Linked DNA regions of Homo sapiens: regions 1, 2 and 3 are each linked to region 4. The links are chromatin contacts, found by Hi-C or POLR2A ChIA-PET in ENCODE. All regions are on one chromosome and are shown on one strand. The core of a region is the stretch at or near the end of the contact, and the rest is flanking DNA. Distances in the headings are between cores, read along the strand shown. Region 1 has its middle 43 kb from the start of PLCL2. Region 2 has its middle 78 kb from the start of PLCL2UT. Region 3 has its middle 61 kb from the start of PLCL2. Region 4 overlaps TBC1D5 (TBC1 domain family member 5).

Evidence for each region. Hi-C counts contacts between places; a loop is a spot of excess contacts on that map. ChIA-PET counts read pairs that join two places held with the same protein, here RNA polymerase II (POLR2A). Pooled maps may share reads with other maps.
Region 1: a map of OCI-LY7 shows a loop between it and region 4 (2.4-fold over the local background). The contact joins two enhancer-like sites. A Hi-C loop is called at or near these places in 1 of 168 maps with a recorded cell type or tissue (OCI-LY7), 12 of 37 single-sample maps with no recorded cell type and 9 of 50 pooled maps. POLR2A ChIA-PET finds 5 or more read pairs at or near these places in 4 of 52 experiments (B cell, GM12878, OCI-LY7 and 1 more).
Region 2: a map of B cell shows a loop between it and region 4 (2.7-fold over the local background). The contact joins two enhancer-like sites. A Hi-C loop is called at or near these places in 1 of 168 maps with a recorded cell type or tissue (B cell) and 2 of 50 pooled maps. POLR2A ChIA-PET finds 5 or more read pairs at or near these places in 1 of 52 experiments (GM12878).
Region 3: a loop to region 4 is called in a pooled map, with 7 times the contacts of the local background. The contact joins two enhancer-like sites. A Hi-C loop is called at or near these places in 3 of 37 single-sample maps with no recorded cell type and 5 of 50 pooled maps. POLR2A ChIA-PET finds 5 or more read pairs at or near these places in 3 of 52 experiments (GM12878, OCI-LY7 and activated T-cell).

What each region holds. Positions count from the first base shown.
Region 1 is chr3:16,840,503-16,843,481 of GRCh38, reverse strand. No RefSeq gene overlaps it. Among named protein-coding and RNA genes, the nearest start is that of PLCL2, 43 kb to the left of the region's middle. RefSeq lists an enhancer at 917-1,166. Within about 2 kb of position 1,466, at least 22 of the 41 ENCODE cell types and tissues checked have a DNase peak (open chromatin) inside an H3K27ac peak, as active enhancers do; they include B cell, GM12878 and OCI-LY7, where a contact is called at or near this core.
Region 2 is chr3:16,800,333-16,803,361 of GRCh38, reverse strand. No RefSeq gene overlaps it. Among named protein-coding and RNA genes, the nearest start is that of PLCL2UT, 78 kb to the right of the region's middle. Within about 2 kb of position 1,486, at least 2 of the 41 ENCODE cell types and tissues checked have a DNase peak (open chromatin) inside an H3K27ac peak, as active enhancers do; they include B cell, where a contact is called at or near this core.
Region 3 is chr3:16,822,906-16,825,660 of GRCh38, reverse strand. No RefSeq gene overlaps it. Among named protein-coding and RNA genes, the nearest start is that of PLCL2, 61 kb to the left of the region's middle. Within about 2 kb of position 1,425, at least 3 of the 41 ENCODE cell types and tissues checked have a DNase peak (open chromatin) inside an H3K27ac peak, as active enhancers do.
Region 4 is chr3:17,194,025-17,196,724 of GRCh38, reverse strand. The region is part of intron 19 of TBC1D5 (TBC1 domain family member 5); the gene reads left to right. Among named protein-coding and RNA genes, the nearest start is that of PLCL2-AS1, 140 kb to the right of the region's middle. RefSeq lists a silencer at 128-177 and an enhancer at 358-467. Within about 2 kb of position 1,309, at least 5 of the 41 ENCODE cell types and tissues checked have a DNase peak (open chromatin) inside an H3K27ac peak, as active enhancers do; they include B cell, GM12878 and OCI-LY7, where a contact is called at or near this core.

The sequences.
Region 1 (2,979 bases), core at 217-2,716, 350 kb after region 4:
TTCTTAGAATATCAGGTTTAGGGCTGAGCCTTAAAGACTTGAATGAATGATTCAAACTTTAAATGAATTAAACCCCTAATAGAATAAAGAGGCCAACCCAGGGCAATTTCAAGCCTACCCAGCAAAACCCCAACTTCCCTCAAGGGGCAACCCTTCCTGCTCCCTAAGTGGAGTGCGTGGAATGTGCCTTCTCTTAGGAATATCCTTTCCCACTTCTCCACCTGGCTGACTCCTTCTTAGACATCATTTAGGACTTTGCTACTTGAAATGTGGACCTTGGACCAGCAGCATTGGCATTACTTGGGAGCTTGTTAAAAACGCAAAATCTCAGGCTCCACCCAACCCTGCTGAATCAGAACCTGCATTTTAACACGATCCCCAAGTGCTTTTTGCATCCGTTACAATCGGAGACGCACCAAAGTAAGACATAGCTCAGATATTATCACTTCCTTGAACCCCTGGCTTCGGTGAGGTTCTTCTCCAGGGAGTGCCCACAGTGCCCTGGTCTTGGGCCCACCACAGCACTCACCACACTGAAATGTGTTTGTTGGTTCTCTGTCTCCTACCTGGATGGGCAGCAAAGGTGTCTTATTTATCTTGGCTTCTCCAGTGCCTATAACAATACTGAGTAAACATCAGTTGAAGGAACGAATGAGTGGCTCTGAAGAAAGGTGAAAGCACTCTGGAAAATTAGCATTATGTTGCTAGGAGCCCATCTGGAACCTAATACTTGACATTTCTCTCTCTCAGCTGCTCCAGCTGCCCCCTGCATACATGAACGATTTCTCTAAATGCACCTAACTTCAGCCTTCAGGCCTGAGCCAGCGTTTAGGGTTCTCTGAGTCTTCTGCTTTTAAGCCACCTCATCACGGAACCCAGTAGGAAAACCCCAACAAACAAGGGCGGGCCCTCTGCTGCTTGGCACAGCCACCTCAACAAAAGCTGGGCACTTCCTGTAAGGCCCAACCCTGGGCCTGGCATCCCATCCTGCAGGGGGATCGCCCCTCTCCCTACTTCTGCTCACCACCTCCGGCACTTCCCCCGGTTACTTGGGTTGCTGCAGGAGCTGGGAGCACACCTTGCAGCTGCGGCAGCTTCAGAAGCTCAGATTTAACAAATGCTGGGCCGGCCTCAAAGTTAACTTCAGTTCAGTTTTCAAAGATCCTGCAAACAGCAGAAGGAGACCAGCCTGCTTCTTGTTTCTTGTCAAAGAGCGCTGTTCCCTAATTAGCCTCTCATGCTAACTTGGGGGAGCATCTCTATTCTTAGATAATACAGAAAACTGGTTTTACCCCTTAATAGTGTCTTTCTTTCTTTTGTAAATAGTTTTTTAATAAACATTTTGGTAGCTACATGAGGTTGGGTAATGCCCAAGGCTTTACCAACCTCATTGTGATATTTTTTTCACTTGTAACATATGTGACCACAGATGCTGCCACAGGCGTCACGTGGCCCCCTCACTGTAGCTGGGAGGGGACACACCTCCCATTTCCCTCTGACCACTGGGCTTTGTCTTTTCTCTCTCCTGTCTAAATTACTGAGCTGTCAGATCTAAAAGGACTGTAAAGAATAGAGATGTCATTGCCCTCTTATTTTAAAAAATTAGTAAAACAAATTGCTTTAAGTTTTCTAAACTTTTCAAAGCATTTTTAATGCAATACGTCTACATGCTAATTGTAGAAAATGTGGAAAAGCCAGAAAAGCATAAATTACCCATAATGCTACAATACAGAGAAAAATCACTCAACATCTCGGTAAATTTCTCACTAAACTTCATGTATCCAGAATAATGCATGTGAATGACTAGCGATGGAGCTGTCCTCCACCTTCCAGCCCCCACTGATACTTCAGGAACTTGGTAATAATACAAACCTGCACTTTATGCAGTTTGGAGTTTTATTCCTACTTACAAGATTATGAGTGGGTTTATTGTACTTCTATAGTTGAGCTGAAACTACGGCAGTCCCTTCTCACCTGCACTTTCACTTTCCAACGTTTTAGTTATTTGCAGTCAACTGCAGTCTGAAAATAGTAAATGAAAAATTCCAGAAATAAACAATTCATAAGTTTAAAATCGTGCAATATTCTAAGGTGCTTGATGAACTCCCACGCTGTCCCACTAGGTCCTCCTGAAATGTGAAATATCCTTTTGTCCAGAATACCCACGATGTATACCACATAGTAGTTGTTTTGGTTATCAGTTTGAAAAAACAGAGAATATATAGGATTCAGTACTATTTGAGGTTTCAGGCATCTGGTGGGGGGTCTTGGAAGGCATCCCATGCAGATAAGCAGATAAGAGGGGACTACTGTGCATACAACTTTGTATACTTCCTTTTTTTTTTTTTTTTTGCTTAAAGGAATATCAAGAGAATTTGCTCATGTTAACACTTTTTTCCCCCATTTTCTAATTTGTCAAATGAGTTTAAATGAGGTGATAAAATTGTTGGAAGTTGGGAGGTTACTAATCTGTTGTAATAAGATTTAAATAAAATAATATATTTTCAAAGTGCTTAGCTTGGGGCCTGGCATATAGTAAACTCTTCATAAATGGTAGCTATGACCATAGATTATTACTAAAATCTCATTTTAATGCCAGCATATTTCATTCTAAGTAGCATATTTAACCACCCACCCTTTTATTGTTCTGAGCTTGTTTCCAATTCTCCCCATTAAAAATTGTAGCACTGCAAGGATATCTTTGAGTATAACTTTTTGTTTCCTTTACAAAATTATTATTTCTTTAAAATAGATGACTCGGTTGAAAGATATAAACATTTTAAAGGCTTTTTGTTATATATTGACAAATAACTTCCCAGTGTTAATAACACTCAGTATTAATAACTGGCAGAAAATTTGGTACTAGGAAGTTATTTATCTATGTATAATAAAAATTGTATCAAATTTCTGGCCAACCACAAACGGGATTGCCCATCTTTCTGCATCCTCACCAGTAGTCAATCTTCTTTTTAAATCTAC
Region 2 (3,029 bases), core at 237-2,736, 390 kb after region 4:
TTAGAATTAGAGAAGGAAAGTACCTTGTCTGAGACCATCCAGCAAGTCAATGGATACAGATGTGAGCCGATATCTGACTATAGCAACTGCTGCCCATGCTCTGCCCACACCCCACATCTTTCCACTGCCTTCTGTTGCAAGCATCTGCCACGCTCCACTTGAGGGCTTTCTCTCACCCCAGTGAGGCAGGCCATTAGTCTCAGAAGCAGAGGAAGTTAATGCCCCTGGAAACAGCTCTCATATAATGACAGATGAGAGTTGGAGGATACATACCCCATCTCCCTTGCCTCTTGGTTGGGATGACTCTGAGGCTTATTTTTCCCCTTCCTTGTCTTGCTTCCTCTCTTCCCCTCCTTTGCTTCCTGGGACCATCTCTCCCCAAAATTTCTTGTACTCAGATTCTTCTTGCTGGGTATTTTTTCCTGGAACTTAAACCAAGACAACCTTGCACCATGCTAGGCTGCCATGAAAATTAGACAATAGTGTTCTAGAAAAATACATCAAAAAATTCGTTTTTCAGCTTCTACTGCATTCCCTTTGAGTTTGGAGCATAGAATCCAGTTATATCAGAGTCTGTATCCCTTGAGAGAGAAGAGTTAGGGACACTTGGGGTTTGTAGAGCTATAAAGGCCACGAGGCCTTAGAAAGTGGACCCCTGTGTTCTTGTTCTGCCTTCAGCCACTTCCCCACTCTGTGCTCACAGACAAGTATGGAAACTTGAATACCTACTTCTTCATTTGTAAACAGAAAGCTCTATGATTCTGACTCAGATTTTAGATCTTGAGCTCAAGATAATCCAGCACAGATTGGCTGATCTATAGTTAAGGCTGGAATGCATCACTTTATGCAGCTGACAACTTTGCATAATGGAAATAAAGACCCAGACACTGGCATGCAGGAAAAGGTGAAAACACAACGCTAAACAAGGAAATAAGATCGACAGAGATAAAGTGCTGGGCAGTCAGTCCTAGGTGAAAATGTTAATTGTAATGCAGCCTTTTGGAGAAAAATGGAATGTAAATCTCTCAAAATACAATGTGTCCAGAGCTAAATATGCAGCCATTATGATGATTTTCCAAGAACTGTCATATTCAATTGTAGCGCTGAGATGTTTCTTTTCAGCTACACAACGCTTTTACACAATTAATAATCTCTTTTTAGAATCAATATTATTTTTTAGTGGCAGAGGCATTACTGAATGCCATGTCCTCCAGCCCTGTCTTCGTGGTGGTTGTTTGTGGGACCAACTGTAATAATTCTTGTGATTTTATTCAAGGAATTTGGGAAGAGAAAAAGATTCCTCGTAGAGCTTGAAAACAAAGCAAAGAAATCATCCCATGTGACTTTCTCCCCTGAAGTTCTCTGTGACTCCCTGTCTGCCATCAAGCTTGGGCTTCGATGTTAATTTTTCCATCTGCTTTGGCTGCAGGTAATTTGGAGACACTGACGTCATCAGACCATCTGTTCAGTAAAACCACAGCGATGCTTTCCTCCTGAGTTGTTTATGCCTTGACAGCTACTTTGGGCTATTTTCAATATACTCAAAGCAGAGACTAAATTGTGGTCCAAACAGTCCCTTAGCATTGCATCTAAGTGTAAAAATTAAAGTTAATTATTTTTGTAATTGTAACAAAAAAATCAGATGCACACCGAGTTATGGAAACTACTGGTTAATCTCAAGACAAAGGAAAGCAGATAGTTTGCATCATGATTTTTTTCTTCCTGATGCCTTCTGACAGCCTCAGTTTGTCTAGTCTGACCATTCCAGTTATGCCTAGGGCCTGACACAGGATAGTGCCAAATAAATTTTGTAGGATGAATGACTGGTATTTCCTTTATCTAAGGCACTCTTGAATATAATCCATTTATATATATTCTTTCCAGTCAGCTGTCCTCCTGTGCCCAGGAAGAACTGGGAGTTAACTTTCACTTCCTCTTTAAGAGGAACTTGAGAGGGCTGCAGAGGAAATGGAGATTTCATCACTTCAAAATCTGTAGAGACCACATTACACGTTTTGGAGGGTCAGTACTGCCTCTAGAATAGAGTGGATTTTTTTTAAATTCCTACAATGTGAAACTGATAGCAAATATTAAACCAAAAGCAAAATGGATTTGGATTTTAATGCAAATCATGAAGACTGGATGTACTTCTTCAAATAAATCTTAACAGCAACAACATAATTTTAAATAAATAATTTTAATGTAAATCATGAAGACTAGATGTACTTCTTAAAATAAATCTTAAGAGAGACAACTTATAATTGACCTATATGAACATCATGTCTCAAGTGATTTTAAATTATAGTACTTTATGTGTGCTATGTTGCACAAGTATCCTGAGATCCCCTTGCATTGCCTGAATGCCAATTTTCATTTTCATATTTAAGAAAGAATATTCTTAAATTCATTTCTTATTTCTTGCTCCATTCTTATCCCTTCCTCCTTCTCTTCCTCACTACCTTCCCACACTAATTCATGCCTAAGTCTTGTTGAGTTTGCCTTCTAAAAATAGTTCTTGATTCCTCTCATTTTTATTTTCTTTCCTAGCATTATCTTAGATCAAGTTACATTCATCTCTCATCTGGAGGTCTCTGGTCTTTAAACATCCACTCTTGTCCTCTCTAATTTGTTTCCTACAAGTTACAATGTAAATTTGATCATACTATCCTCCTAAAGACCTTTAATGACATACCATTGTTTTTAGAGTGAAGATCACAATCCCTAATAAGCCCTCCAAGGCTGTGCAACATTGTCCCCTGACTGCATAGGGGACGTTTACATTCCTTCACATTGCTTCACATTCCTTCCTCCTCTGTACTTCAGATACTATGGAATTTTGTTTGCTTGTTTGTTTCTAGTCCTTCCAACAGGCCGGCTCCCTCTTGCCACAGGTCCTTCGCACATGATGTTTATTCTTCCTGGTCACTCTTCCCCTGGTTAAAGCCTACCTATTTTTCAGATCTCAATTCTTTTTAAGTTTCTCTTTAAAACTAATCTTCTAGACCAAGCCTGGTCCCTCTGCCTGCTTT
Region 3 (2,755 bases), core at 176-2,675, 370 kb after region 4:
AAATTTTTTAAAACCACTAATTATAAATGTGGCATTGCTTGGTAAGATCTTTTTCTCGGCTTCCCAGAAAACAGATACAGGGCCTCCATCCCCGGCTCCATGGCTACTTTACAGTAAGAGGCTTTGCCAGGAACTTGCGTTTTTCATGTAGTGACAGGAAATGAACCTGTTGGCTAAGAGTATTAACTCTGGAGCAAGATGGCCTGGGTTCAAATCCACACTCTGAAATTTATCAGCCATGTGTTCTTGCAGAGACTTTGCTGTGCCTCTGTCTCATCACCTGTAAAATGGGAACAATGTCAGCATCTCTCTTATAAGATTGTTGTGATAATTAAATGGATTAATACACGCAAAAAAGCACTCAGCACCATGTATGTCAGCTGCACCTTGGAATCTCCTGGGGGGAGCTTTCCAAAAATATGGATGCTTGGGTCCCACTTCTAGAGATTCTGGTTTAACAGGTCTGAGGTATGTCCTGGACATCAGAGTTTTTAAAATCTTGGCAGGTGATTCCAATGTGCAGACAAAGCTGAGAGCATTGAATATAAATGCTTATTAAATAAATGATGGCCCTCTGAGTGAATGAATTTCAAAGAAATTCAGATGCTCTCTTCTGCACGTAAGCATACATTTTGTAACTTCTTTATGACATTTTCTATGTGGTCGTCTTTCGGTGGCATTCAGCATGGAAGGCCAAAAGATCCTGGGCAAATTTGCAAAGAAGGTCAAATGCTTCTGGAAACCTCCCCATCTTCCCTGCCCTCTTCTCTCACCTCTGCCCCTGGCTTCAGGAAATTCAGGTGGCCCCTAGAGGCTCTGATTCAGCTGGGTAATGAAAGACAAATGGTGAAAATTCCATAAGGCACATAGGTATTTGTAAATCCAAATAACCTTTAACTAGTGGAATAAGCCTGTGGAGGTGTGTTACATGGGAGTATCTAGTGGAGACTGGAGAGGCACATCTTCTCCATCTCCCCAACTCTTGCCATTTCCAATGACCCAAGTCAATAGGTGAACTGGGGCCGCCAATGTGGCTCCCTAGCATCAAAAGACAGTACCTCTGAAATTAATCTCATCTGAGATGCTGGCAGATTGAGTTCAAAATATTGCTGATATAGTGAGTAGTTATCAATTGAGTGTGTCACATCCTACAGATGTAACATAGTATGCTCTCAAATTAAAATGGAATCCTTTTGACTTCCCTCTCTCACAGAAGCCTTGCTGTCTGTAAGCCTTGTAAGTCACCTGTCCCAACATCTTCAGTTTTGTTAGTGATCAGAATCTCTAATGCCCCTGGAGTGAGGGTGGGGAGACGGCAGATGGTAAAGGCAAATAAGATAGAAGGTCTGCCCTGAAACAGGAAATTGAGGAGAAGGCTTTTAAACCAACTGAAACCTTGATGAGGGGGTGGTAGCATCTGTGGTTTGAAGCACAGATTACCCAAGTTCCTTTGTTAGTGTACCTGGCATTTTTTCATAAGCCTCCATGTTTCCCCTCGGCTTGGTATCTTATTTAGTAAGCACGCTACTGAACACATCTGTTCTCACAATAGGAATTAGAATCAAAAGGCTTCCTCGGTGATTCTGGAATTTGTCACCAGAAAAAGAAGAAAGTTCATTGACCAAAGGTAGTCATTGCACACCTGCAACCTGAAACATCATGGAAGCTCTTGTACTCCAGCCACCAGGCTGTGGGGCTCGCCCTGAGAGGCCTGGGCCACCAGCTACAACTATTCCCTTTCTGCCCTGAGCTGTCAGGATTTCTGCCAATGATTCCACTTGTATGAGCTATCTATAATAAACTCACAGAAGCATAGAATACAATAGTGGTTTCCAGGGGTTGGGGACTGGGAAAGTGGAGAGTTGTTGTTCGATGGGTGTAAAATTTTAGTTCTGCTCGATGATTAAGTTCTAGGGATCTATTGCACAGCATAGCGCCTATAATTTACAATACTGTATTAGACACTTCAAATTTTGATAAGAGGGAAGATCTCATGTTAAATGTTCTTAACACACACACACACACACACACACACCCCAAAAACAAAAGGACACAAGGGAACTTTGGGAGGTGATGGATGTGACTATTATTTTGATCACAGTGATGGTATCACGGGTTTTTGCATATGTCTAAACTCATCAAATTCTGCACATTACATATCTGTAATTCTTTGCATACCACTTATACTTCAGTAAAACTATTAAAAATATTTCTGGCATTGTAAAAAAAAATAACAACAACCATAATTGTAGCTACCACTTGCATAGGGATAACTATCCTAAGGCCTAACTGCTCTCCGTTAACTAGCAGGTCCAATCCTCTTAACAACCCTATGAGGTAAGTAGCTTCATTTTCCAAACGAGGAAACTGAGACACAGAGAAGTTAAGTGACATGCCTAAAGTCACACAGCTAGAAAATGACAGAGCTTGGAATTGGGCAGCCAGTTCAGTTCTGGCTGCACTGCCCTCCCAGAAAGTGCCTAGCCTGGCACAACAAACCTTTTGTTAGGTTATATGGTCAGGGACTCTATTTCAAAAGCTCCCTTTTTTAAATAAACCCCCAATAAGCACCACCCTTCTGCCACCTCCCTCTCAACTCTTCCTCAAGTTAGAACATCTAAGCTACTTCCCAGGAGGTCCCTCAGCTGCCCTCATCCTACACTGCCTTCTTCTACTCATAGTTCCTCTTCAATGTTTCAGAGAACCAGGGTTCTCCTATATCCCAAGATGAATTTTAAATCACTCTTCCCATCAG
Region 4 (2,700 bases), core at 60-2,559:
CCCATGTTAATTAGAAATTTTAGAGTTAATCCATTTTATTAATGGTCAACATATACCCAAAGTATTTCACGACACCAACGTGTGCATCGTGTATGTCTGACTCATATGCTTTGACTCCTCATCAGAATTCTGCAGGAGCCCTTCTCCCTAGGATAAATCCCTCAATTTTAAGGTATGCCCTGTAGGGCCCTTTACAGTCTCACCCTGTTCAGCCTTATCATTAGTCCTCCCTCTTACTCCTCCCCAGCCCCTCAGGAATGCATAGCTGTTTCACTTCCCTTAAACCAAGCATGCTTTCTCATACTTCTGTGTTGTTTCCCTTCACTGTCTCTTCTGACCAGAGTGATTGATGTAGCCACAAAATAGAGTCCCTTCCAGTCTCAGCCCAAGCACCTTGTGTCCCATGGAGCCTTCTCTGCTAGGAGCTTTCAGCACTTGTAATAAGTAGCTGGGGCCCTAGTTAAGCTGCAGATTTCAGAGCCCCTCCCCAAACCTAAAGCAGCAGCATCTTGAGATGGAGGGTGTCCTACGTAATCTGCAAATGTTTCCCGTTTTGAATGTCAGAGAACTACTTGTGTTTACTTATAAGGCTCTTGCAGGCGCTTGTCACTGTATCTTCTGTGCCAGATATTGTGTCTGGCACTCAGTAAACGTTTAGGAATAAATGAATGCTGTTGAGGGTTTTGTGTGTTGTGCAAGTATTGAGATGTCTTAGGCTTTGCTCTGGCGTCCTCTAGAGCCTGAAAAGTTGCTTCATTTCTCAGCAGCATTTACCAACCACTTATTTAAAAAGCTAATAGGAATTGTTGGTATTTAGTGAGAGATGGGGTATAACTTAAGGGATGAACTAACAAAAGTATGATAGGCATATGAATAAACCAGGCAATTTAGAGAATTATTTCCTTCTCACCTTTTTTTCTTTCCAGAAGTCTCAGAAGTGGTAATGTTTATGTTAAAAAAAAAAAAAAAAGAAAGAAATATCAAGGCTGTTCCAAAACTTACTTGCTTTTACCAGTTGTTACTTAAAGTAGTTCTTAAACTGTACTTGATCCTCAGCTTGGATTTGCTGCAGGGTACGGTTTTTTGTCTGTCTCTATTGGGACATTATAGAGGTCAGTTAGCCCAGAGAATAAGTTGTGCAAGTGTGTACATTTCATCTTCACACGGATCAATTAGCTTTGTCATAAGAAAAACAGTCTTGGCTCAGGCCCTTCTATCTGGGCCAGCCATTGTGCAGATGCCTACCCTTGGTGCCAGGAACAGCAAGGGAGAGCACGCAGATGGTTTTGCCCAGCCAGCATTGCTATGAGAAACTCAGCTGGAGGCCCTGGTGCTGGCTGGCTGGTTTCATCAGTTGGTCTTATCACGTGTAAGTGGGGAGGGGGAAAACCCTTGTTAAGTAGAGTAACATCTGTGTTTATTGTCCTGGTGGAGGAGAGAACTACATGGGTTTCCAAATGATTGGTCAGGTTGCCTAATTATAAAAACACAACACAGAAATGACAGCATAAAAGCCCAAAAGATGGGAGCATTTCTCCACAAATGCCATTTAATTAGACTCCCATACATAAGCACTTCTAGGAGACACCTTTTATACCTTTTGAATTTTTACAGGGCTAAGAAGACATACCATATGCATATAATTATTTTAAACTGCAGTTATAGGACTTTTGCAAATAATGAGGTTTGTAACTCTGCAAGTGAGGTTTTATTCTTCCTCTGGTTACACCTATGTGAAGTTGGTCCTAATTAAAGGTTTTATTTCAATTTCCAGTATATTTATTCCAGATTGTAAGCTTATTTACTTTACTTTAGATATTTGTAGCACATGATCCTGTTTTCTGGCACCGTTCTTGTCTTTTCTGTTTACTTTATTATTTTTTGTAGGCAACTTCTAGGAAAGCAAAATTAGATTAAAATGGCTCACAATGTTAAAATGGCAGTAGGTATAAAAGCATGTTTCTAAAGGCTAAAAGTTCTTAATAAATATTACTTATGATTTTTTCAGAAATCATATATTCAGAAAGATATCTTCTGAAAATCAGGGATGAATTTAAATACCATGAATTATGGAAGTATTTTTGCCATTTCCTTTTCATTGCATTTTATGTTTGAAAAGCATCTTTTATTCTCTGATACTTAATACACAGCCTTTGTCAAAAGTTACAGAAGAGAGCATGCATAATCCAATAAAATTAATTCATATTTCACTTGTTTTTAATGAGAAATTGTATAAATGTTTGTGTTTACAATAGAATAAACTGATATCTAATGGTCTAAGAATTAGCTCTAAATAGAATAATAGAGCTACTCAGTACAAAACTAACTCAGGGAGATTGGAAGGCTCTCCTGGAAGCTTGTCACCCTGCTTCTCTCCCCGCTGCATCCTACTCCATGTTGAGAAGAGGTCTTTCGGACTGTCACCAAATACGCTTCTAACCATGCAGCCATCTGTTAAAATTGCCTTAGATCAGATAGATAGTAAAGTACTTCACAGCCTTCCTAGAATGACGGGAAGAGATATTCAGAAGTAAATATTAATAGAAGGTTAGCGTGAGATGAGTTATTTAAATCCTTGCCATCCAAATTGTGGTCCATGGACCAGCTGCATCCCATCCCCTGGGAGATTGTTAGAAATGCAGAATCTTAGGCCCCAACCCAGACCTACTAAATCAGACTCTGCATTTTAACAAGATCCCC